Regions from separate parts of the Homo sapiens genome. Here region 1 is linked to region 2. A link is an interaction called in ENCODE POLR2A ChIA-PET data of the cell type or tissue named here. Cell type or tissue: MCF 10A. All regions are shown on one strand. Links, peaks and the distances in the headings refer to the core of each region. The heading gives the core; the rest is flanking DNA. Region 1 has its middle 59 kb from the start of KCNK2. Region 2 overlaps KCNK2 (potassium two pore domain channel subfamily K member 2).

Region 1 (2,932 bases), core at 162-2,661, 96 kb after region 2:
TTATACTGAAAAGAAAGCCTTATAATAATATCACTTACATAAAAGTATAAAAGTCCATATGTATGCATATTTTCTGACCTGGAGGAGCAATTTATAGCACCTTTATTGAGTGTGCTTTTCTAGAGTACTTTTTATGTCTGAACTTATTTAACCATCACCATAATCCCACAATAATATTGAAAATATTATCCTCATTTAACCAATGAGAAAACTAAGAGGTTAAGTAAGTAATTTATGAAGAGTTACATGATTATTTAGCTCCAGGGTTTGGATTTGAACCCAGGCACTGTGACCCTAAAACCTTGGCACTTAACCATCAGATAGCTTAGCTTTTAACAAATTTATGTCCAAGACATATTATAAGGCTAAATTCACAAATTGCAACATAATGTGTGTAACACTGTTTTATCTCAGTTAAAAAAAAAAAAAAAAAAAACTCCTGTAGATACATAATGAACATATGTTTTATAGACATATATTTGTTTGAGCAAGAAGAAAGATGTAGTTTAGTCCACAGGCTATTAAATTTGTTAGCTCTGGTGGGTGGAGATGGATATAAAGACAAGAGTGGGGCAATTGGTTTTGGTTTTATATACCGCTAAAACATGTTTGATAAGTACCTAGATAGTCTCCTACACAGTGTATAAAAGTTAATTGCTGAGATGTTTTGTTTTGTTTTGTTTTTCTCATTTAGGGCTCTTTGATATTTAAGCAACATTTGTTCAATGGGAATTTCAGGCATGAAAAGCTTTATAAAGGAGGTGGCACTCAGTATATAGGTAAGATTTTGAGATGTCAGAACAATTACATGAAAAAAAAATTATGGCAAAATATTGCAAGACATCTTTAAGCCTACTCCTTCAATAACCTGGGCTAGAGGAAGTGTTTTTGTATGAAAGCAATGTTAGAAGTCTGAAAGACGGCATAGGCTTATACAGCCTTGAATGCTAGGATTAGAAACATATTATTCACTGCGTAAGTGAACTGGGCTCCTGCAATACTGGACCTCTTAAAACTGTGCACTAACCGTATGAGAGTCTGATATGGATGCAGCCTTGACATCAGGGAGGGTCCTAGGCTTGGCTCCAGCCTGCAAGTCCTTTACCTAATACTGGCCCCATTCAAAGATTGTTTTATTCCATGTGTCTCTTGTCACCCTTGTTCCACAGATGCCTATGGAACATCTGGTAGTTCCAGTGAGTCCACAGGGTGTCAGGTGTCAGTGCAGAAGCACTTGCTCCACTCAGATCCCTATACCTGCCTTAGGAAGTTCATGCCACCTTACTCTTCCAGAAGCAAAATAAATGCCCCATCCATAAAGGACCATGTTTCCTTTCTCCTGCCTACTCCTTGGCAGCAGTTTTACTTCTGCACCCTGCTGGATTTTCCTGGCAATGGTTAGGAAAATCCGCAGAGCTAGGTATGCAGATTTCATCCTTCTCCTCTTTTGTGTCCTAATGACAAGAACATTAAAGGCAGCAAGGTGAAGTGGAGGGGAGACAAAGCAAAACAAAATAGAGTATAATGTAGGATTTAGGTTGGACACATCTCAGATAAAAGCTGCATCTAAATCAACATAGCTTTGAGCCACCTCTCATGCAAATTTCTTCACCTGGAAAGCCAAGTGTTTTGCAAACCCAAAATTTTATTTTTAAAATTGTGCAATTGTTCTGCATCATTGCCATTACTGATGAGAATATATGTCAAAACAAATTCAGGAATTTGGTGCTTACGCAATGACATTCACTGGTTGCTGGACTTTAGCTGGAAAAGTCGTCGAAGCCAAATCAGTTTATAACATGGTCGGGCTCACTGACTAGGGCACTCAACTATTGATTATGATTGTTGTCCAGTGATTTAATGTAAAATACTCTTGCCTCTTTCCATGCTGTAACTGCTTTAATGTAATTCAATTCAGAGTATAAAATGATGTTGAAGTGACATACTTATGGCTGAGGGGCAGATTTTAAAAGGTGATTCATTAAAGGATTACTGAACTGGCACATTCAGTTATGCACAGCTGGATTATATGGCAGGGTTCTCTGTCAAGAAGAGTGCACAGGAAGATGCCTTTGTAGTAGAGGGCTGGCCTGAGCCCAAAGAGCTTATGTATTTCCAAGAATAAATTTCATTCTCTCACCATACAGGAAAAAAAGATACAAAAAAAATAATAATAATAACAAGCCTTAGAGAAAGTTCCTAAAATGCAAGAAGGGATTTTTTGGAAAGGATTTATACAGTTGTTTTACAGTAGCAATAGCTCCATTAAAACGAAAGGCTCATATTTCAGGGCCACCTACTTCAGTTTCAAAATCTGTAGGCTGTGGAAATCCATGTGTTAACAGGCATACTGTTCATACTTAGATATTGTATCACTGAGTTGTTTCTTTCCATTTCTAGTAATTCTTTTTACCCATGTGATTCTAACCCCACTAATAAAGTCTCTTTTAGATTCATGGCCTCTGGGAAGGAAAGAAGGAAGGAGTAAATCACTGACTTTCACTTTAAAAGTCAAAGTCCTTGCATAAACATTAAAGTTGTGAAATCCAGGGTTTGTTTCTTTCTTTCCCATTTTAGACAAGATAAAGATTAGCTGGGCTGGAAAAGAAGAGAAAAATCAGGGAGAAGGCAGATTAGATGTTCCTGGTGTTTTGGGAAAGGGCCATGTACCTTCCCCAAACCATAGGCCAAGTTAGGCAGAAGGAAGGTTGCACATCTTCAGACAAGTTTAGGGATTTGAATGGAGCCCGTGACCTGGAACTTAGTAAGGGAGTGCATTTTAAAAAAATATCCTGTGCCCTCCTTGGCATGATAGCATTTGAATAGTAATGGTTCCATAAGGTATTCAGCCAAAAAAAGGCTGAGACAAATTTGAAAATCCCCTGTGGACCTAGAATGGCACAAGAGAAGAGCCACACACGTCTCTTGTTTC
Region 2 (2,932 bases), core at 323-2,822:
CTCCTGCCTTTAATCCCAGCACTTTGGGAGACTGAGGCAGGTGAATTACTTGAGCTCTGGAGTTGGAGACCAGCCTGGGCAATACAGTGAAACCCCATCTCTACAAGAAATACAAAAAATTAGCTGGGCCTGGTGGCATAATCCCAGCTACTAGGGAGGCTGAGGTGGGAGAATTGCTTGAGCCTGGGAGGTCAAGGGGACACTGAGCTGTGATCATGCTCTCCAGCCTGGGTGACAGAGCAAAACCCTGTCTCAAAAAATAAATAAATAAAATAACTTGGATCTTAACAAACCTCTGAGGGGGTCTTGAGGACCACATTTTGAAAACAACTATTCTGTACTGAACTTGTTATTTTTGTTTGTTTGTTTGATTTCGGTTTTTACCTGGAAAACCAAAGTAAGCAATGCTTTAAAATAATGGCATTTTATCTCCACATCTTTCAATAGCTATATATTATTGATTTTCAACTCTTATTGGACTGAACAGTCTTTCCAGAGCTAAGTTAAATAAGAATAATGACAGCAGATTCTTCATTTTTGTCACATAAAGTCATCAATGGTTTAAGTGTTTAATCACTAAATATATTGGCTGTTGGCAAGAAAATGGCATTTAATTAAATAAAATATGACAACAAGCAAACAAAAAAAGACATAAAACTTTAAAAAACTAAAAAATAACTTTGGAAAATATTTTAAGATAGCAATAAACATACAGGGGATGGAACAGAGGTAATAAGTGAAGAAATATAAAATGGTTCGATTTTAGCATAAATCAAATAAAGTTATTGGTTCATACACTCTAATCTAGTGAACTCATAGGCTATGTAGCTTAAAAATATATATCAAGGCTTCCATAAATCTGAAAGAGTTGCTTGTGATCATCATGCTGTTATCTAGTTACTCTGGAGGGAATGGTTTCACAGTTAATAAACATGGAAATGCCACAGATTCACGTGCACACAAACAATTAGGCACAGGTACAGGGTCATCTAGGTTTGTAACTCTCAGGAAGAACTAAATGTTTCCAGTAAAAATCAGGGAAGGGGAATTTAGACAGATTATACTTGCATCAAAAGTATATTTTTAGATTTTACGTACATTTCTTCAACACGTTCATTTATTCAAAAATATTTAGCAGTTGTATATGGTACTAGGTGATGGGGAAGCAATAGAAAAGAAGAAACATACATGGTGTTGTAGATGAGAAAAGATAAGGTAAGTCTTCAGACTCCGCCCCCATTAATTAAAATTATTTTATTGACTATAGCAATTGATTTAATATAGCCTTCATAACCAGCACTATGATTTTAGCTTATTCTTTTTCTCATCAATAATGAATTACAACATCACCCAGACACTTGGATAAAGTCCACAAATTATTTAAATTCAAAAGAAGACTATAATCAGAAACAGTAGTGTCTGGCAACATGTGGGTTGTAAATCATTATCACAGAGCTGTAATTATTGAAACAGAGGTTTGAGATAGAGCTGAGGGTATGTCAAATCACTATGAGAATGAGTCTACCATGAGGTCTTTTCTCTAGAATATTCTTGTAAGTCTATTTTGTATTTTTGTATGAGGTGTCTTGGTCAACATCCACAGGAAACTGGATGTCCTTTCCCACTCACTGACGTAGAGCTAAGAATCTCTGAAATTTCAACATCAGTTCAGGTCATCAGAGTACTTTTCCAATGCCTTCATGAGAACTGTTTCTGGGTGTGTCACATTATGTGGCTAAAGTAACATAATCACCGAATAGATAATAAAATTTCACTTTTTCATTAAAAGCAACATTTCTGTACAATCAAGTCATGTTGACAACTTATGAATAAGTTGAATGGTTTAGGTTAAGATAAGCGAAGATGGAATCCTATATATTTCATCCTAATACATGATTACCTGAAGTGCTGATTAATAAGAAAGGGCTTCCAAACTTAAAACTTGCCACAGAAACAGTAAAAGATAATCTTGATTGGATTCACATTTAATTTTGCTCCTCCGTTTATAGACAAGTATAGGATGGACACTAGGAAAATTAGTTGAATACATGGTTCCACTTAAGAGTGTAGCATTAAACTTAAGAAATAGAGCTCTAGGAGGCTTATACTCATACACATGATAAAGATAATTATGGAACATCTTGATTTCCATGACAATGGTGGCTTTAGAATCAAAGTTCACAAAGTTCCACTGTGAATTTGTGGATTTTTGAATTGTAAATTGTAAATGCTGTCTCAATGCCATCTGGCATTCTGGAGCTTTATTCACTTTAACACCAAACAATGATAAAACACACTTACTTGTAAGTATATGGGACTAGTACAGACTTGGCATTCAAGGAAGTGACTGACAATCATGAAAATGTTTCTGTCAGTCCAACTCCAAGGAACAGCTTTTTGTGTGCTATAAAGTACTAGAATGGCCATGTTTTCATTAAAGAAGAAGATATAGGGAATTTAGCAATTTTGGAAAAGGCTGAAGAATGTACTGCTTTCAGAGTAGGCTATATTGTGGATCTTAAAACACAAATGGCACCAGAAGTTCTGATTTTACTTATTTTTCCTATACTGAGATGTTTATGTTCATCAAAACAGTACAGAATGTTTTGAACAAATTCCTCCTCTGTTATCATCAGGATTTCATTAAAATATGCTGTCACACCTATCATCCTAAAAGTAGAATCACATTAATAATTTGAACACTTTTAAGTGATAAAGAAAATTCTGAACTGCAGGTACAAGGGGTTAACACCTAATTAGTTTATACCAATGATATATGTATAACTGGTTCGATGCCAACTTATTTTAATTGGATATTTAAGATTTTTTCCGCTTTTTCTCCATTTTTAAAAACGACATAATTTCCAATAAGTTGTACAATGGCCAAATCCACTTATAATTATACTGACATATATACAGTAACACAGCTCCT

What was found. Peaks named below come from ENCODE experiments on the same cell type or tissue, not always from the same donor. Only the 100,000 strongest peaks of a DNase experiment are listed, where the experiment ranks them.
Region 1: POLR2A ChIA-PET joins it to region 2 with 13 read pairs; 1 of 35 experiments calls an interaction of 5 or more read pairs at or near these places.

Annotation. Positions count from the first base shown.
Region 1 is chr1:215,022,450-215,025,381 of GRCh38, reverse strand. It overlaps a transcript of KCNK2 not described here. Among named protein-coding and RNA genes, the nearest start is that of KCNK2, 59 kb to the left of the region's middle. In MCF 10A, for the core only: no CTCF peak of the experiment used is centred there; DNase peaks (open chromatin) are centred at 1,721, 2,001 and 2,381.
Region 2 is chr1:215,118,628-215,121,559 of GRCh38, reverse strand. The region is part of intron 2 of KCNK2 (potassium two pore domain channel subfamily K member 2); the gene reads right to left. Among named protein-coding and RNA genes, the nearest start is that of KCNK2, 37 kb to the right of the region's middle. In MCF 10A, for the core only: no CTCF peak of the experiment used is centred there; a DNase peak (open chromatin) is centred at 1,639.